Regions from separate parts of the Mus musculus genome. Here region 2 is linked to region 1. The links are chromatin loops, found by intact Hi-C in ENCODE. Cell type or tissue: left cerebral cortex. All regions are shown on one strand. Each heading gives the region's core, and the rest is flanking DNA. Links, peaks and the distances in the headings are about the cores only.

Evidence for each region. Hi-C counts contacts between places; a loop is a spot of excess contacts. Peaks named below come from ENCODE experiments on the same cell type or tissue, not always from the same donor. Only the 100,000 strongest peaks of a DNase experiment are listed, where the experiment ranks them.
Region 2: a loop joins it to region 1, with 2.2 times the contacts of the local background. A loop is called at or near these places in 3 of 42 quality-filtered maps.

What each region holds. Positions count from the first base shown.
Region 1 is chr6:34,083,479-34,094,095 of GRCm38, forward strand. Lrguk (leucine-rich repeats and guanylate kinase domain containing) reads left to right here. Exons shown (of 20, transcript NM_028886.1): 12 at 2,898-2,994; 13 at 6,694-6,807; 14 at 9,259-9,460. Among named protein-coding and RNA genes, the nearest start is that of Gm38786, 59 kb to the left of the region's middle. In left cerebral cortex, for the core only: no CTCF peak of the experiment used is centred there; DNase peaks (open chromatin) are centred at 4,450 and 7,253.
Region 2 is chr6:34,148,834-34,159,450 of GRCm38, forward strand. Slc35b4 (solute carrier family 35, member B4) reads right to left here. Exons shown (of 10, transcript NM_021435.3): 9 at 10,600-10,617; 10 at 7,046-9,793. The coding sequence ends at 9,547. Among named protein-coding and RNA genes, the nearest start is that of Gm13855, 23 kb to the right of the region's middle. In left cerebral cortex, for the core only: a CTCF peak has its summit at 7,459; DNase peaks (open chromatin) are centred at 4,195, 4,936, 5,576 and 7,424; H3K27ac peaks cover 1,351 bases.

The sequences.
Region 1 (10,617 bases), core at 881-8,880:
GCTTCATAGAATCCCTTGTGCTCATGATCCCTTCGCTGTGTCCACTGATCTCCTGATGTGTATTTGCACTGGGTGTGCAGACAACATCGTTAGCCTACTCAGAGGCATGGGAACGCCTGGGCTTTTGTGGCTACATGTTGTGAGAAATCACAATCTAGCATATTACCATGTACTGAATCATCACAGAATGGCATATCGCCATGTATTGAGTCATGTGCTCACAGCCAAGCTCCCTGAATTAGCATGGGGCTTGCTGTCCTGTCATGCTTTCCTGAGGCACTCAAGTCCAGAACCAAGGTTTTAAATCTGTGCTTTGAGTCTCACTGAGATGGTCTACTTCCCCAACCAGCGGCTCACTCTTTCTTCTTAGATAGCTTTTCTTCCTACCTAGCCTTACCCTAGCTACTTTAGAATGGCATTATTAGGGACAGCCATCCAAATGTCCTTCCTTCCCACAGTGTCCTTTCTATAGGCATGGCTTGTTAGCTGTTTCAATGACAGCCCTCTCTAAAATGCCAAAGTTCCCCTCCGTTCTTTATAACCGGAGATGCAGCCCCTCCTTAGTCTCCAGCCTAGTCCTTTGGTGGCAAAGTGCAACTACCAGGGAGTGTGGCTCCCATCTGAAGCCATGACTTAACCAGGATATCACTAGTAAACTAATTAGCAAATAATAAAGTCATAGAAATACGTGTTTGGAGGAGGGGGCAGATGCTGACAGGGTGGCCCAAAGAAATCCACTTAAGTTAAAGTTGGTGCTGCTTCTCCTAAGTGAGTGTGGTGAAACATTGTGATGTATTTCCTTTTCAAGGTGTTCATATTCAGGCAGCACACACACACACACACACACACACACACACACACACACACAGTGCAGGTGTCTGTATGTAAAAATCGGATGACAGATGGAAAAGCCCACAGGTCATCGCAGGTCTTTCTTAATAGAAGGTCCCTCAGCCTCTGGGAGTCTGTCATCCTGGTCTCCACATCACTGAAGCCATTCCTTTGTTTACCTGCCCACTTGCTTGAAATTGCTTCTTTGTGTAGTCTCTGTTTAGAAACCCTTCACAGTTCCCTGCCACTCAGTCCCTTTGTTGGGAAATGTAAATTCAACATAGCTTGTAAAGACTTTGCTGAGGGTGCACAGCCTGGGATGCCAGGCCACAGACTTATCCTCCCCGACTATCAGGGACAGCAATAAGAGAGAGGGGCCCAGGTCTCTGCCCAGGCACAGAGAAAAATGCCAGTGCATTCCAACAACAAAACAAATGTCACTGTGTTTTGAACGTGTTCTCTTTTGGCATCTACCGTGTGAACGTAACATTGAGGCCTGAAATTTTCCTGGTACGTTTAATTCTTGATCATAGTAGAAAGGGAGCAGCCATATGACTTTTAACCATCTCTGTTCTGACTTGTAACGTGGAGGCTTTTGAGGCTCAGCTCTGCACCTCCTAATTAATGTGTTGTCACAGAAGTTGACTGGAGCCATCCTGGTATGGCTGCTTAACTCTGCTCTGTGGTCTCTTCTTTTTCTTTTGTAAATGAATCAGCGTGTCAAGCATCTACTGATTCTCCTCTCCTAGTTCAGAGCTGTTAGATAATCTAGACTTCAGTTTTACTCCCAGAACTTACTACTTGGAAGGCAGAAGGCTAGGAGATCTAGAGTCTTGGGGAGTTGGGAACTCTGTGTTCTGGTTCTCGGGCCATCACCAGCCTGCAGGGTGACCTTGGACAGGTCACCTTCGTAGTCACCTTTATAATGGTGAGCTTCGCAGCTGTGCACCTCACACCTTTCGTTTTCTCTTGATGTTACAGTAATTATAGTGAATGGCTACTATGTGCCAGGTGTTGGGAATGCAAGGACAAAATAGAGGGCAAAGGTCTTCCAGCTAGATATTGTGCTGGGACGACAGGAAAGGTTATCAAAGGAGGTTTCAGAGTAAGGGTGTGTGTGTGTGTGTGTATATCTGTCTGTCTGTCTGTCTCTGTGTGTGTCTGTGTGTGTGTGTGTCTGTCTGTCTCTGTGTGTGTGTCTGTCTGTGTGTGTGTCTGTCTGTCTGTCTCTGTGTGTGTGTGTGTGTGTGTGTCTGTGTGTGTCTGTTTCTGTGTGTCTGTGTATGTGTGTGTCTGTGTGTGTGTGTGTGTGTGTGTGTGTGTGTGTGTGCGCGCCTGCGCACGTGCACATGTGTGGTTACCAGTGCTGTCTCAAGACAGTAGATAGCTAAGGTCTCTGTAGTTAAGAGTTCATTCAGCACTAGAACTGTGCGTTCCCACAGAGGCGTGTGCATAATTCTAGTCTAAAATCACAATCCAGGAAGAATGAGGTGTCTCTGCCCTCAAGTGGAGGAAGAGATGGGCCCTGAACAAGCAGTTGGGAATGCAGATGGTGCAGGCTGCGGTTGTAGGAGCATAAAGACCTGCATACTGTACCAGAGGAGGTTAGGAGAAGCATTCGGAAGGTGACGCTTAAGCACAGTCCTGACAAAGAAGCGGCCATGTGTGTGGAGAGAGGGGAGAGGAGCCTACAGAAAATGCTCATAGATCAGAGAGAATGTGAAAGCAATCGATGCTATACTTCTTCAACTGTCATTATGTGGCGGCAAGGGGGGCGATTCAGAAAGCAATAAATAATGTAAGTAAAAATTGGATATCGATGAACCCAAATTTGTATAATCCTCATAGATTATAGTGATTAACTATAGTCTAACACTTCTAAGGCACACTGTTTTCACAATTGCATTACTTTATGATTTATGATCGGTGGGGTCGATTTCATTTGTAAAACATTCTTCACAATGAAAGCGGTTCCATTGTGACTTTCAAGTTCATGAAAATAGACTAAGCTCTCTGTTTCTGACTTTGGAGCCTGTCACATGAGCTCTCTGTTTCTATGACTTCAGGGCCTGTCACACCACGAGACCGCCTTACTTTGGTGAAGGAGATCGAGTTGATTATCATTTCATTTCCCAAGAAGTTTTTGACGAAATGCTGAACATGGTAAGGCAGGTCCCTGCTTTTCTGTCTTCGTTTTGTTGTTTGTCTTGGTTTTGGTTCGTTTTTATCAGGTAAGACATAGATGCTCTTTGCCAGGAGTCTAAGGAAACAGTGGTTTCTGAAATGGTAAAGATAAAGATGAAATGTCTTGCACTTGCTAAATCTGGATCTGTGTGAGATGTGCTCATTGCTGAAGGCGGTACACAGTCCTTTGGCTTCAAAAACATTTTCTTAAACACTTGTTTCTTCTCTGCCTTCACCTGGAAGGGACTCCTCACAGCTTGGATGTGTTTTTCCCAGTTGTGAGTACACGCTAATGCAGTACATACTCACTCCCAGCTTTGTTACCCAGAAAGAGCATCTCCAATCACCATATCTCTCGTGCTTTTCTTACACCACACCTCGTAGTTTTGCCTACACCACAGTCCTTCCTGTCATTGAATGCAGCACCGAGGACCAGTGAAGGACCAGTCCTTCCTTTGTGCCGTGAGCAGTCAGCATTCAGCCAGGAGTACTGTATCTCTTCTTTCTCTTTTCTCCTTCCCTTCTTTCTCTGTCTTCACCCCCAAACAATGGGCATGCCATAAACCTCCATTGTGCACAATCATGGCCATCTAAGCTTAGGCCGTGCAATTACATTAGCTTGGTTTTGCCCAGCTGACTACTGTGGTACGTGTTCTTAGGGCTCATCGTGTACTCACAGAGAAAGCACGTGAGCAAGTCCCATTCACCCATCAGCTTTCCCCATAACCTTGTCAAAAGAATGTCTTGGACATCATAAGCCTCTTCTCTTGGGGCTGTATTTTGACAGGTCTGCTTGAGGTATTAAGAGTCTTCTAGAAGTTTGTATTTCTATGAGCCTTTAAAGGAGATTTGAGGCATGTCTTCACTGTACTAAGAAGCATTTTTTTTTTTCTCAGAATCCTAGGATGAAATCTCCCTCGATCCCACCATGGGAGTTTAATTCTGCTGTGAGAGTGGGACACCCTCTCTGGGAGTTTGGTTTATTCTGTTCTCCACCCGTAGCACCTGTTCCCCTATGTCCATAGCTTATCAGGTCTATAATCAAGTTAGTCTGCTTCAGTCCCCAGTCTAGGACATCGATGCACTTCTAGGCTATATTTAGCTTTACGGTTTAATGCCCCACAGAAATCCCCGTGTATTTGAGAAGCACTCATTTTTCCTGTCTCTGCCAACACGTGTTACTCCAATGTAATTCCCATCAGAGTTTCACCTCTGATCTCCTTTTCTTTAGTGTGTGACACTGTTTCATGAAGAGAGCTAAACCAAGAGAGTCATAAATCCATGATACACTGTCAGCCCCCCAACCATGCCCACGCTGTCAGCCTTGTGCACATAGAACACCCCTCCACGCACCACCTGCCCACACAGCCTGACTCTCTCAACAGACACTGTGGCCTGTCCACCCCCAGATGCCTACTGTGAACGGCCTACCTAGCCACTGTGACAGAGAAAGCATATGGACCCCCACGCTCTCCCATGTTCATGTGTCTTTTCAACCAACACTTTCCTATAATCAGCAAATCATTCCTCATTCCTTAGCCCACAGCCCACAGCCCACAGTTCACAGCCCACAGAAGTACATCAGCCCTTTCTACATGCACTGCACTTAGTCAAGGCGCCCCCTCTCCGGTGGAAATGCAACACACTGGAGGCTTCTATTGTGTGACCATTGCTACTTACTAGGAAATCCACATGCACTGTGTGCCTGGCCAGAACTGGGGAATTGCATCATCTCAAGGCTTAACAAATCAGTTGAATGGGGTCTCTTTTATGTTATATGTACGATGCAAGGTCTCTTCCAACCATGCCTGTTTCCAGAAAATGTTTATGAGATACACAGGAGAAGTAAACAAACATCTATCTGAAAAATAATTCAGATATGTGTACATTTTGGAGACAGAGCACATGATAGAGTATTAGCTCTCCAGAGAAACAGACGCAGTAAATAGGGTGTGTGTGTATTTGTATAATCTCTCTTTTATACACACACACACACACACACACACACACACACACACACACACACACACATTTATATGCATATCTAGTCACACATGTGCGTGCACACACACACATACAAAGACACATACATATTTATACACATACGTATATGGAGAGAGAGATTGGCTTATTAGAGTATCACACAAGTGTGGAGATTGGCAAGCCAGAACCTTCCGTGTGGGTGGGCAAGCTGGAGACTTAGGAGATCCCGCAGTAAAGGTGAGGTCCAAGGCTCACCTTTCTGTTCAATACAAGTCTTAAAGGGATTGGATGCAGCCCACCCACACTCCAGACCAGTCTGCTTGTTCCAAGTTCACCAGTTTCAATGTTAACCTCACCCCCAGTCACTCTCCAGGTTGACCCATGAACGTAACCATCACACATGGTAAACACACCGAAGCATGAAAGGTGAGCCATAGCTACATTCATAGACGTCCATATTTAAATGCATACATGCATATGGAAAAGAATCAGAACTTTTTTTTTTCAAAGAACAAGGAAATTATGAGGTTGAAAGAATAAAAAATGAAGGACATGCATTGGTGGGTTTTTAACTTTGATTGTAATGATTTTCCTCCCCAACCCCAGCACGCATAGTCCCATGAAACCCACCCAACCTCAAAAGGCACTCTGTGTCTCCTGCCAAAACTGTCTCCTCTGGCAGATAGCCAGTCTGTCATCTATACATATCTGCAGAACATCTGGAGCCAGGAGGGTAGCAAGAGACTCTGGGGCTGCTGCTGCTGTTAATGACGGCAGCATTAGACTCCCAACTGCACGGTATTTTTAATGATGCTCCTGCCATCTGATGGGGTTGGGTGCACCCCTGAACATCATTTATTTTAAAGTCATGCATTTCAGAAGGCACATTTACCAAGGTCAATCAGGTTTTTTATTACTTCTATTGTTATCAGCTTCGAAGTTTAGGGTAGGCCTAATGGATTAATAAATATATCATCAAAGAAAAAGTTACAATTTGAAGGGTGTGTTTTTTTAACCTACATTTTCTTTTCTTTTTGTAAGGAATAAAGCTGACACAGGAAATGGGCCTCCAGGATATACAGAGAGGGTGGTATTTATATTTAAATGACTATAGCGCAGGCAACAATTTTGTTGACTAACATTTAAGGTACTTTCAATAAAAAGCCATCTTTACAAGGAAAACCAGACTGGGTCTATTTTTCTTTTTGTCTTTTTCTTTTTGCCAAGCTTTTAGGATATCTAAACAGCCTTCATGGTTACCCATTGCTCATGGCTTATCTTTAAATGCAAGGAATTTAGGATTGGGGTCCTTGTCTGCAGGCCTGGGATGCTGGCATAGCTACAAGGGAGAGGGCGAGCCATTAGTTTTACTCCCTCCATGAGGAAGGTTTGTGGTGGGAATTTGTCAGGAAATAGGTAAGCAAGCACCATGGTCTGATCTATCAGAAGCTTCCACCCATAACCCTCTCACACATCCTGTCAGTAGACTGTCTCAGTAAACCTTTTCTTAGATAGACTCCTGAAGAACCCCGCCAGAGCTTAGGTGTTCCACTGCCCCATGGCCCTGTTGCTCTTCTGCACTTCCTAACAACTTTTCAGTTCTATTGAATTACATGAGAGTAAGACATTAAGTCATTTAGTCACTACATTACAGCAACTGTTATGTGCAAACTTTTGTATTTTTTCTAATTCCAGGGGAAATTTATTTTAACATTTAATTATGGCAATCACAATTATGGATTAAATAGGGACACGATAGAAGGTATTGCAAGAGATGGATTAGCAAGCTGCATTCATATGGAATTAGAAGTAAGTATTTTTCATTCAACTGTGAGTGTGTGTGGTGTGTATGTGTGTATGTTGAATGTCTGAAGTTGGGGCTACACTATCGGGCTAACATACTGCTGGGCACAAGAGAAATGCTGTAGAAATGTCAAGTGGTAAGCTGATTGTCACTGTGGGGTAAGACCCGTGAAAGTAAGTGACAAGATTTAGATCACAGCCCCATTCAAGATGTATTGCCTCTTATTTCCTCAGTAAAGTACCCGTTTGTCTTCACAGTATGTCTCTGTTTATATGAAGGGGGTACAGGCATGGGTGGCTCCATGTGCCCTCAGGACTGTGTCAGCCTCAGTGGTCACCCTCTTCCTTCATTCTCCACGGAGCTGTGTAGGTGGTACTGTCGTTTGGCTCCGAGTGTTCACTAGATGCAACGCCTTTATACTTCTGGCAAGTTAGACTTGCAGATTTCCAGATTTTTGTCCCTCCCCTATCTACCCGCTACCCCCAACAACCTTCTCAAATTAGAACGTACAGACATTTTCCCAAAACTGCAAAATAGAGGAAATCCTTGAATTTCCCACCTACTGGCTTGAAGAACATTAACACAACTAAATTATCCAGGTCTTCAGTGATGATCAATGTTTTAAAATTGCTTTTGCTAAGCAATATAACTCTTATAATCAGACAAAATAAATTTTATCAAAACAAACATAAAAGAAAACTTGACAAGGCTGTTCTTTCCCGTTGACTAAATGCTTGCCTCATTCTCCTTTGTCATGCCACAGAGGAGGAGGAGATGGTGGTCCCATTTGGCTGACTGTCCCTGCTTCAGTGGAGCTGGGCACACTTCTTTCAGCTCTTTACCTTTCTGCATCATTATCCATTCTTATCTCTTTGCAGTTGGTTGGTTCTGCATCTTTAAGAGGAGTCTCCTTTACTCTCTTTAAATTATTATTATTATTATTATTATTATTATTTTAAAAGATGGGTTCAAAGAAAGTGTCTGCCTTGGACAGAGAAACAAAACCTCATGCGTGTTTGAGTGCAGCTGCACTCTATCTTCTTGTGTCCCCCTTTTTCCAGCTTCACAGTTTCTTGAATGATGGCTCCTGTTCCCCATTTTTGTTTTTGTTTTTGTTTTTTTTTGTTTTTTGTTTTTTTTCCTCCCTGAAAGCTCTCCTCCTCATTTCCTAGAGGTCAAGTCCATAAACTGTTTTATATCTCCCGCTCCTCTCCACCTGAGGTGTCTTTTTCCTGATTGCCCTTTGTCACCTGCTCTTCGAGACACTGTTTTAAAAGCAGCCTGTGTTTCTTCCCACCAAATCATTAAACCAAAGATTCTGAACTTGAGTTAGATGACGTTAGAAGTGATTTGAAAGGGCTTCACAGTCCACTGGGAACAGCTCTCCCCTGCCCCACCCCCACCCCCTGCCCTGCCCCTTGGGAAACTCATGCCCAAGAGAGATGTGAGAGAGTTTGAGGGATGTGTGCAGAGTCCTTAGGAACTACAGAGCTAAAGTCACAACCCAGACCTCCCAGGTTACAGACCACACCCCTTCACCCAGTGGTCACCTGCCTCAGCATGGTATGCTAACCTTGGTCTGTCCCCTTCTGAATGGAGGCTGTAACACGTGGAACCACAAGGTTGGGTTTTTTGTTGTTTGCTTATTTGTTGAGCAGTTAATTACAACCAGTCTTTAAATTTTGCATCTGTGAATGGAGGAAATGTTGGAGGCAGAAGTTCTGGCCCCTAGATGGTAGAGGCCAGTACTTTCCAAACAATAGAAAACCAAGGTAGCTTTGGTGGTTCCAGCAGCGGTGGTAGCTATGATGGTGGCTGGAGGATTTAATTACCCAGAGAAGTGACAGGTGACATAGATGCTTGAACTCAGCCAATCACAGTGGTAGCAGGGTCTAGCCTCCACAAAGAAGACATGCTTTAGACAACACTCACTCATATTTGGCAACCCCTTCCCCAACTCCCCTAAGTTCAAGGACTGTCTCTGTGACTGTAGTACTCTGACCGTGGTGCTAAATTTTATAAATCTCTACCTCTACCTATCTATTCTGTGGTACCAAGGTGATGAATGGAAGAAGAGCACCATGGGAGCCCTTTTTCCCTGGGAAGAGCTCTGTCTTCTAGTGCTTCAAGGATGCCCGTTGAAATATGGAATAAAATTACTGTTCAATAATAAAATGGCAATACTGCCCTATTTTATGCCCAGCAATTTTCTTTTTCTTTCTTTTTTTTTTTTAACAGCCATATTCATTAGAAGGATTCATTTGAGGACAACCAGGTGGAATTAATTGTAATAGTTCCTACGACAATTTAATATTCAATGAAGAGGGAAAAGTAATCCAGCCTTGGACTATTTATAGGGAGTGTGATACTGTTGTGGTGCCCCTGAGTTGTCACGTGTTCCCACAGTGATGTCCACAGTATAAGCTGTTTCTGACTTACCTTCTTTAACCACCTAGGGTGTAAGAAGTTTGAAATATTCTTATTTTGAGCCTCGATATATCTTGGTGGTGCCTATGGACAAGGAAAAATATGAGGGATACTTGCGGAGAAAGGGATTGTTCAGTCGCGCAGAAATCGAAATTGCCGTCTCCAGGGTGGACCTTTATGTTAAAGTTAATCAGAAATACCCAGGATATTTTGATGCAGTAATCAATGCAGGTCAGTAATGCCCAGAGTTTAATTATTTTTTATTTATGTTTTCATGTTTGAAGTATACAATCACTGCTATATTAGTCAGGGTTCTCTAGAGTCACAGAACTTATGGAAAGTCTCTATATATTAAGGGAATTTATTGTGATGACTTACAGTCTGCAGTCCAACTAACCCAACAATGGGCAGCTATGAATGGAAAGTCCAAGAATCTAATAGTTGCTCAGTCCCAAGAGGCTAGGTGTTTCCCCTGGTCTTCTGTATAAGCTGGAATCCTGAAGAGGTCGGTTCCAACAGATGTGCTGGCAAGTAAGCACAAGCAGGTGCAGAAGAGAGAGCCTTCCTCCTTCCATGGTCCTTATGTAGGCCACCAGTAGAAGGTGTAGCCCAGATTAAAGGTGTGCATCTCCACGCCTGGATTTGGAAATTGCTTTGTCCCAGGCTGGCCTTGAACTCAGATATCTGTTTACTTCAGTCTCTTGGGATTAAAGGTGTGTACTGCCTTGTCTGGGCCGAAGCTTTTCATGGCCACTATGCCTCAAGGTCTGGATCACAGATGTGCCCTCCATTTCTAGACTGTAGTCCATTCCACACGTACTCAGGTTGACAGCCAGGAATAGGCATCACAAATGAGTTTCCAGTTTAGGTCATGGAAAGAGAATTCTGAGGAAACAGAGACGTTTGTTGTAATTACAAGCTGCAAAAAGCTGCAGAAGTGGGTAAGCACCTGTGAGAGCCAGGCTCCCACTGTTCCCATCAGAAGTTAAGCTTCATCAGTCCGTAAGGTTGTGACTAATTCAGTTGTATAAAACGGGGACACGGATTTCTTCCCCTGGGGACATTGTGATAACAAAGATATCTCATTTGAAATACATATTTAAACTTTTAAAGGCACATGAAGCTCAGGTATTTTTATCATAACCTAACTTTACAAAGAATCATGACTACTGAAAATATTGGAAAATTTAAAATATCTGGGTAAAACACCTTAAAAAACTAACTTAGAATAAAGCATGTCTTTTTTTTTTAAACCCAGATATTTTCAAATTTTATCACCACAAAGAAATAATAAATGTTTGACGTGAAGGATGTGGTAGTTATCCAAATTTGATCATAAATACATTGTATTTATGTGTTGGAACCATAATGTGTTCAATAAATATGGA
Region 2 (10,617 bases), core at 1,167-9,166, 66 kb after region 1:
AACTGTTTTCTTCCTTGATAACATTTGTGTTCTCACACTTCGGGTGATGAAAGAGTGTAATTGGCTGTTGACACTGATTGAAGGAAGGAGATGTGCCTTCTATTTTTTTAAAGAGAATTAATTATCTTGGTAAGGGAGGTAACAATTCCACCAATGGGCTCTCACAGCTGCAAAAACACAAGTGAACTGTCAGGGTGTTTTCATCTCTTTCTTTCCCACCTGTTTTTCTCCTTTTGAAAACATCTTTTCCTAGATTTAACACATTTACCAGGGGGTGGGGGTGGGGTGGGGGGCGGGGAGGCTGGGGAGTCTTCAAAAATGAAAGAAAAATTAGCTTTTAAAACTTGCAGCAAAAACACCAAAAATGTACGCGTGTGGCATTTGCATGTGTTAATGTCTAAGGAAGACATCACAGGCAGATGGAGGTAAGCTAAATCCCCTTATGCCACTCAAGTCATATTAAACTACTAATGGACAACTGAAACTCTCCATATGTCGGCTAAGGGAAAAGGATCCAGGTACCCTGATACGTCCTGGTTGCCTGAATCCTTTTCGATGTAAGCCGGTCGTGAAACCGATGAAAAGGGTCTGTTCTACAGGGTATGGTATATGGAAACAAGGTAGAAGCCAAAGCAACTCACTGTCGCTCCCAAGAACACACAGGCAACACTGTTTCCTTTATCTACAACTCTGAAGGGCTGCTCAACTCAAAGCTTTCACTCCCAGACAAACAACGGTCCTGAGGTGAGCCAAAGAACGCAATAAAGGTTCATTTGAGGAGGGAACTGAGACTCCCATTAGTTGCATTTGCTTTCTTAAGTCACAGAAGCAATGAAGGGGAAAGGATTATGATAGTTGCTGCAGAAATTGAGGCAGCAGTTAGAGGAAAGCTGGTTCCCTGTTGCATCATGAGGATAGGAATATTTGAAACTGGAGATATTCTTCAGGAAACTTCATAATACTTCCATGCCTAGAACTAAAAGCTAATGGAGACTCCTCTGCTACAAGCAGGAGCAAGGTCAGATTCTTCAAGACTGAAGGGTTGGGTCACTCTACAAGATCAAGACCCATGTGACACCTAAGGAGCAGGTTGGCAATAAAAACATCAAAGGAGTGTGCAGTAAGTGCACCATCAGCAGAAGCTGTTCAACTGCCCTCTGGTTTTTGCAGTGAGTACACCTTCTGCAGGTGTGCCATTTGTATAGCAAGTTCTGTCATTTTCTTCAACAACTTCCTGGAGTGATTGTACCAGCCCCACCCGCCCATCTGTCTCAGTGAGGGTTTCTATTGCTGTGGTGAAACATCATGCCCAAAAAAACAAGTTGGGGAGGAAAAGGTTTATTCATCTTACACTTCCACATTGTTCATCACCATGGGAAGTCAGGACAGGAACTCAAACAGGGCAGGATCCGAGAGGCAGGAGCTGATGCAGAGGCTATAGATGGATGCTGCTTTTTGGCTTGCTTCCTGACTTGTTCAGCCTGCTTTCTTATAGAACCGAGGACCACTTGACCAGAGATACACCACCCATAGTGGTCTAGGCCCTCCCCCATTGGTCACTAACTGAGAAAATGCCTTATAGCTGGATCTCATGGAGGCATTTCCTCAACTGAGGCTCCTACCTCTTATGATTCTAGCATGTGCCAGGTTGACAAACAAAAGCAGCCAGTACCCCATCCCTGTAAAGAATAAACTAGGTTAGAGGACTAAACTGGGGTTCCTGTTCCATGCAGCTCAAAACATAAGCCTGATGCATTTTTTTTACAAAAGGGGTGACAGTTTTCATTTCCTGACAGAATTGCATCTGCAATTGCATCTGCAGAGGTGAATGTGTTCTAGAGCCAGGACTGAGCAATAATCTAACACTAACTCCTGTTTAAATGGAGGGCATGAAGCAACCTAGTGGGTAATGGATAATGGATTTAACTTCATCAGTGCAAAGAATCTGAATCATGGAAACTGAAAACTCTTGCAATGATCCTTGCGGAATGGCTGAAGATTTGTTATCGAAGTATAAATCAGAGATGGCATTCAGCCAGGTAGATGAGATAACCCAATTAAAATGCTTTCTGGAACAGAACTTGGAGGAATGAAAAGAACAGTTAACGCACGCGTTAAACATCCTGTAAACTACAGAGACTTAAGCAAATCATTGTAAAAGCTGTGACTTATGCTCTGCTCCACATCTGATGGTTGTTGGCTAATGTTACAGACTTGAGCACTAGGGAAGATGGGTAAACCCTGGTGTAAACACCGAGGAACCGGTATGTCTTGTAACCAGATTTTTGAGGTGTTATTTTCTTGTTTGTTCTGGAGAACAGGATTCAAGCTCTGAGAGAACAGAATATGAATCGAAGCAAAACTAATGTTGAGGTCTGGGACTCACTGTATAGACCACACAAATACCAATCTCAGCCAAATAGGGATGGTTTATTGAATGCCACACCCCAAGACCAATGGATCAGGGCCATGTTCCGGACTTGGAAGTTGAACCATGACACTGAGTCAAGCTCAGTGCTACGGGGCTTTTAAGCCTGAAATACACAAACGTCTGTGCCAAGTTATTCCACCAGTCAGGATTTAGGGGTGGGGGTTTCCTTGGGAACATGTCTTTGTTGTACATTTATCCTGCTCCCATTGGTTGGGGTATTCAACTGTGGCAGGGGACTTGCTTTGTCTAACACACTCATGTCTTGTCAACCGGGATGGGACTTGTCTAACATTCGTGTCTTAACTTGCCAGCCAGGATATCGGTTCCCAGGCTGGTCTTGGGAAATTAAATTTTACTGGACCCCCTACTCAAAATGGAAGTCTTATTCCAAATAGCTTCCTATGTTAGTGAAGGTGTCTCTCTTATGTTGGGGGTCTAAGCTTACTGTACGTAACTATTCAAAGAGTTCTACTGCCTTCTATTGTGATCAGTTTCCAAGGACACAGAGTATAACAGAATATGTAATCAACATGGGCATGAGGACGTTTCCTAGTAACTAGCAGAAACAATGTGAGAAAGTTTCCTTATAATATTAATAACAGCACAAAATGGTAGGCTAGCCAGGTAACAGTTGCCTAGGCCTTAACATTCCATCTAGGCCTTAACAACTAACATGCTAAGAACACAGAGTCGAGGCTCATTGATGGCATTTAGCATATGGAGACCTAAGCCAGTGAGTAGATCGAAATCGAAGTCTTGCCTTGGGAGATAGCATGGGACAATCCTTAGAGCTCAGACTCCGGGGTCTAACAGCTCAAAACTCAGCTCCAACAACATATGAGCAACTGAGCTATGTACGTATGCTAGGTAGTTCTTCCACGCCTCAGTTTCCTAGTTAGTAAAACAAAACGAATTTCCCTCACAGTTGGTTTCCATTGAGAATATTATTATTTAATTACATGAATCAAATGTTAAGAGACTCGGGGAAACCCACACGGATGTGTTGTTCATGCAATCAACTTCATTCATTGTAATAAATTCTAGTGCTTATCATCATAAGATTTACTTGGATTCAGGACGCATTTGGGCTGCCGAGTCATCCATATGCTAGATCCTTAAAGTGCTGATTAAGAAACAATCATGTGTTAAAATAACTTCATTTTAATGATGAGGTGACTATATTAATTTGAAGATAAAGAACATCACTAAAAGCTTTGGCTGTTGACAAACCCACATGCCCACGTGTTTGTTTCTCCTGGGAAACAGACTTTTTGACAACAGAAAAACAAGTGGTATGCACCAGTCTTTGATAGTGCTTGACTGTTTCATTTAAGAAAGGGGTCAAAGGAAATGGATCCTCGTGACATCTCCCTAAGTGCTGGTTGCTCTTCTAGAGTGGCATCTGGAGCATGGTGTGTACAACTGGGTTTTGCTGCTGGTATCAGAAGTACAGGGCACTGTGTAAAAGAGCGCCCTGCTCATGGAAACACGCAGGTTGCTCACGAGTTGAACTAAACCATAATTTACCATCTTAAGAAGTCTCTCTTCTCAGGCTGGCAGTTCAGAACATTCTGGAGTTCAACACGCATTAACCCCTTTGGGCTTCAGCATACCGGGCTTTCAGAGGCCATTCCAGCTCAAAACTGTGGGTCTACTTAAAACACCCAGCTCAGCCTGAAAAAAAGTCTATTAAAACTGTTAAAAGGGGAGGTTTTTTGTTTGCACGTGTGGGTGGCTGCAGACTGAATGGCACACTGCTTGGAGCATGTGCGACTTCTGTGCTAGGATTTATGTAAAAGTAGTGTAGTCTGTAGAGAAAGGGGGCTAATCACACTGACTATTATAAAAGTCAATATACTGGAGAGATTCGCTGCAGACACTGCCGCAACCTTCTAGAACTCCAATGGCAGACCAATCTACTTTACTTTTGTGAAGCAGAAGCAGGCAGTAGCCTGGGGAGGGGCCTCTTACTGATCCAGCTGCGAAGCATCAGGAAGACAGGCTGCTGACAATGGTCCACAGCGAAGCATCCCGCCGCCACCATGTACAAGGTAAAAACAAGAGAGCTCTTGAAACCACACACGAGCCCTGAAGGCAATGGTGATTGGACACACCTGCAGGGATTTATCACTTTTATTAAGAAACAACGATTGCAAATTAAAGATAAAAACCAGATGTCTTATGAGTTTTTTTCAGAGGTGAAAAATGGCTCTTTACAAGAAATGACAGTAAAAAGGGCACATTCAGTTTGGCAAAACGTTCTATTCAAAGAGCCTCCCTTCCCTCCTTAACTGCTCAAATAGCTCCTATGGCTGGGAGTGAGGTCTGATATTTACACAGCTCAAAGTCTGAATGCTCACTAATGTCTTTGGGCTGTTCTACACACACGGCTGCTCTGTGCTCCCTCCAGCTCTGATCTTTGTTCTTAAAATGTACTACTCAATGAAGCGTTCCGAGTCTGGATGAATAAAATCCTCACCACCATAATTTGCTACTTTTCAAATCATCCTTCTTGGGAAGCTGAGGCCATTCTCTGGAAAGAAAGCAAACAGCTCGGAAATGCTCGCAATTGCGAGCAAAGCACAAAGGCTTTCTTGTGTTGCTGGGGGATAACCACTGCCTCCCACTTTGCCTGAGGAGTCTACCTTCCACCAGAAAAGATGTAAAATAACTCGTCTGTCAAAGGCATCATTACACGCCCCCCCCCTCAAATATGGGCGGTGTCTGGATGCAGACCAGGCCTTTTCTGCCTGTGGCTCTTTTGCTGCTTGCCTCATGGTGGTAATTTCCGTAGGCAAAGCTCAGGGGAAGAAGTTTGTGATACTCAGAGAAGACCAAGATACACAGCTCTCCAGACAGCAGTAATACTGACTGCAGGGTGCTGGTCACCAAGCAGCCACTTCAAAAACCCTTAGGACTCTAACAATCTGGTGAGTTTCTTCCTGAACATCAACTGTACATGGTAATATGCACACAAGCCTCTTCCCTCTTCCCTACCACCACGCATCAAGAGAGCAAAAAGCTGGGTAGCATTCTCTGGACCTCTCCCAATAACTGCTCCCCACTCTTTTTCTTCTTTGGAGCCACTGGGCTGTTCCCTTCCTTGGCTGTAAGGAACCATTATGGAGAGGGAGGAAGAGGCCTTGGCAAGCATTTACTTTCTCATGTAACACACGTCAGACACTTTGCCAGGAGCTGGCAGTTCAGAAATGAATTATGCATGCTCCCGGCCTCTTCCATTCCTGGAATGTCTACAGTGAGGAAACTTCTAAAAAAAAAAAAAGAATATACAATAAAATTGAGAAGGGCCAGCCTCCAATCCCAGCTCTGGTCATAGCAAACATATTCCAGTGCTTAAATACTGTAAATACTTATTTCCAAACACTACACTGGTAGTAATGAGCACATTTTCTCTATATTCTGTCAATGTCAGCTTCAAGTGCCACAGACAAGATGCAGTCAATAACTCTCAGCGGAAAGCCCAAAGCACTTTGTTTATGTAGCAGGAGTTCCTCCTAATTCTATCTGCCGCTAGCCAAAGAGAAGATCTGGGTGTCAGATCTTTAACACACGCTTTTTCCTCTAAGTACGCTATCTGCTCAGATACTGACTCCATTCCCCTTCCCCGACTTTAGGCTAAAAAGAGCCCAACTAGAAGGGACATGTAGCAGTGGTTCTCTGCTCCTGGGCTGAGCTGGACAAGAATACGCAGTCGGTTCAGATAAAGCTTCCATGCAAGCTCTCTGCCGAGTGCTTCCCATACACTGCACTCTTACTAGCGATGCTTACAGAAACACTAGACAAGGCATTCTAGATGGATATAAATACCCTAGAAAACTCCTGAAAATTACCACAAGCCCCAGGGACTCAACTGCCCAAGGGGATGCAGGTGCAGTCAGGAACCCAGGGGTCAGGAAGAGCAAAGGCACAAAATCCAAAAGCGGACCCCAGCATGGAGGAAAGCGGGCCCGGGAAATGACTGCAGGCTGAGACCCCTCAGAACTACCATGTGTTCCTCCCAGAACAGAAGAGGGCAGCCACAGGCAGCACCAACCACCCTGGCAGAGAACTGAGTGCTGGACTTTGGTCAGCTGGGCAGGAAGAAGGGGAAAGGATATGCAGAACCAACCTCATAAAATCAACTGTAAGTCTACCTAGTGTATTGGGTGAAAAGAAAACAAAAGAATCCACACTATCTATGGGGCCCTAGGTCTGATCCTCGGCACTGCGAGAAAAAAGTTTAAGAACTGAAAACATGTTTCTAGTGAAAGTGATAAAGACGGCGTCGGCAACAGCAGGTTGTGAGATAGTAAGTATAACCCAAGCGTCCACCCCTGTCCTGCCACCTCATACACGAGTCATGCTGCCGTGCGGCCGCAGACACACTACATTTCCCGGCTAGAGGCCTTTGCTATTTGGCTTTTGCTCTAGAGTTTTACATGTCTTAAGCTCTATTTTGAGACAAACGATATGCTCTGTCTCTGAACAAAGGTGTTTAATAGGCAGTTCTCTACATTCCATGGAGCCTGGTCCTTGGTAAAATGGCTTATTTGCCCTTTTAAAACCTTTACAGTCCACATGCTAAACAAACAAACAAACAAACAAACAAATGGCAAAGAGAAATGACTTTTATAAAGAGTGATTTTATGGATGTATCCAGAGATGGTCCTATTAAGGGGTTAGCTGGTGTAGGGAGGACAAACAGCATATGTGTGCTCTTATTTGTAGCTCCTGAGCTTTGTAGAGAGACATGAAACCACGGTGTGTATGCGATCTGAAGGTAGAAGGCAAAACTGTTCAGGGGAACAGCAGGACCTAACACGGGGAGAGGAGAGCTTGGGGGAAGTACTCAACTGCAGGGAAGTGTCCAACCACAGGGCCCTGTGCAACAAGCATACACAATGAGAAGGAAAACAGAACCTTTAGAAGGGCAATTTTACAAAACTGTAACTAGTGCCGGTTACATTTTCTTCTGTCTACTGCACGGCAGGAAGCAGCTGGGGCACTTGCTAGCTTGAGCCAGCAGAGCCCGCACTCTTATCTGTTCTTACATCTCCTTCAACAAAACCCACAAAGGGATACACATTCTGAAACCCTAACCGGTCCAGTTAGATTGTATCAGCCAGTCTCAGGGAACTACAAGCTGTGTGCTACTTCTCCCAACATAAAAAGGGAAGCTCTAGGTAACTGAAGGTTATAGCCTGTTAGGAGTAATCAGAATGGAGCCTCAAGAGCCCCGAGGGACAGATTCTTCTGTTAAACTGGAAGAAAAAAGTACTTTTTATTACTGTCTTTTTAAGGGGGCTTTTAACACTTGGTATTTATAGCAACATTGGTCCAGGCAACCCCACATATTTCAAAGTAGCTACAGAGCTTCTGGGACTGTGAATGGGTTCACATCTAATTCAGGTCTTTGAGAACAGACCATTACCAGCACTGGGAAGCTGTCAATGGCCAGAATGACAATCAGTCTGCAAACCTGGGGACTTAGGTGGAGAAACAGTATCTGCATTTAATGTAACAGAAAAAAGTCTTAACTGCCTTCCCAGGGGACCCAGAGGATTAGGACAGTTCTCTTTGCCTTCCCAGGGGACCCAGAGGATTGGGATAGTTCTCTTTGCTGCTGCTGTTCAGACCCATCAAAGAGCATCTTCAGAGGGTGCAACAAAGAGCTACAGTGAGCCGAGGAGATGGAGAGCCACTCCTCAGTCTGAGCACAGTCAGCACATAGTGGAAGAATGGAAGGCTGTCGTCTGTGCGAGAGAAACATTGTGTGTAGCTGTTTGCAGAGGAGCAGATGGCTAGGTGAGGGTAATGAGGGTCTGGCCCTAAGTGGGGACGAGGAAAGAAAGCAACACAATGTTCTTGTTCTTCAATCACATACAATCCAGCTAAGGGCACACAAGCGCCACATGCTGTGTGACAGGGTTACTCTTCCTCAAGGGGATCCAAGAGAGGACAATCAGACCTTCAGAGTGATCAGCGGAAAAGAGCCAGGCCTGTTTCTGTATGTAAACATGCTGTGTCATGCCACCTCCCAGGCACACCCAAAAGCAGTCCCATATCTATGGAACAAGAAGACTTCACCCTGCCGCAGCTGGGGTTTGAGCACACTCACGCCTGTGTATCAATCAATCATCATCGATGACTTGACAGGTGACAATTCTCAGAAGTATCTTCTGGCTACCAGGTCTTAACGCCTCTCACAGACACATATTTGAAACCCACAGGAGTCCCATGGAAGTGTGTGGCTGGGTTCACAGGGGCAACAGTCTCTCAGGGTGCTGAAAGAGTGAGCTGTATTGGGCCACACTTCCTTCTCCATCTCCGTAAACAGGCCAAGGGGCTTCACGTGGGAGATGGAAGGAAAGGTCTCCCTCTTCTCGATCCACTTTCAAGTTTTCTTCCTTTCTAATGTGCAATGAGCGCTGCAGGACTGCTCTAACTACAGAAAGCAACAGGTGAAAGAAGTGTGTGATCTTTGCATTGACTAATCAAATAACGTGAAATGTGCGTGGTGGGATCCAGCCGTCTACTCCAGCATCACCGGCATCCAGCTCACAGATCTGCTCATGGGGACAACTGCTTCTCTCCCAACACCAACACGCTGGAGGGAGTCCGGCCTCATCACTCCTGGGGTCTAATTTTTCGCATGTCCACTGGATCACTCAGTGCCTGATTGTGCCTGGAATGTTGGCTGTGCTGCAAAGTGCTTAAGTGTGCAGGGGTGACGGGAGGAAAGAGGTACATAGCAAAAAGGCATCGGTAGCAACAAGTGCGACACAGGTAGAAAACTAGAAGCTCTGAGACTTGGAATTCAACAAATATGGTTCTGATGTTCTGGCAAAGAAATAGAAAAGCAAATGCAGAGGCTGCCCGACGGTCTGCCTGGTAGCCTTGCTTGTTTTGTTTATTCTATCTCAGGGATGCCTATGTGGAATCTACAAATGCAGACTCGTGAGAGCAGATGAGTCCCATCCTTTTGGAGGAAGCTCTGGAGCCTTTCTGCTTCAATACTCTGGTAATTTGGCATCAGCTAAAGTGAAATGGTGGCCAGACCTGCAGCAGAGGCCGCTCTCACATAACACCGTCTGTCTGTCTGTCCCAGGCAGACCTCAGTCCTTCTTGTCATCCTTTTGCAGCTCACTTTTTGTGGTCCCGAGGTTTTTCCACACCTCTGTGTACATTAAGGTTCCAATGAAGACAAACGAGGTGCCCAGCCAGTGCCACATAGTGAACTGGTTCTGGAAGTACAAGATAGAAAAGATGAGGCTCACAAACTTGCGCAGAGTCACAACCAGTGTGACGGTGAGGGAGGTACACTCTGTTGTAAGGATGAACACACCCCGGATGCACACATATCTGGAGGAGTGGTTAAGGCTGTTCTCTGTAAACTAGGGTTTAGGTTCAAGTCCTGGCTTCAACTTGACATGCTGAGAAAACAGGAAGAATGCTGTGTGGACTCTCCTTAGCAGGACTTGCCGAAGGACTCTGGCCCTGCCATTCCTAAGCCCATTACTACGGATTGTCCTTACAGTTTATAATGAAGGTCATCTTGAACTGAATGCCGGAGTGCCACTCTCGGGAAGGGGATCCTACTCAACTTATTCTGTCTTGTCCTCAGGCCCTCCAATCTCTCCTGAAGCTCTGTATGGCAAATCTATGTGGTTTCAGGGGAGGCACTCAACCGCCATCTGTTTCAATGTTTTAAAGATGCCACGACTCATATAGTAGTAAGGTCCTTCTACTAACATAATTACTTTTAAAGTAGTCTCAATTTGAAGTTTGTTTCAGAACCTTGCAGCGACTTATAATAGTCATGAATAATAACTATTTTCTAGGATACCAGGAACCCAGGCAGGAATCTCAGACTATTTCATAACATAACCAGCTGTAAGCAATCCACGGAGTCCTGTTTCCTCAGTGGGACCTATCTGACCTTCTGCACCATCAATCCACGGAGTCCTGTTTCCTCAGTGGGACCTATCTGACCTTCTGCACCATTACTCTCTTTCCCTCTACAAAGGGGCTTCATGAATGGGTTTATCTGTCTCCAGCTTACCATATAAATCAAGGCAGAACCCAAATTCATATCCCCACATTGTTAGAATAAACAATCCTCTGCCAAAGCAACATGGGGACAGACATAAAAGAGGACTAAAGGATACTGAGTCACGACATTCATG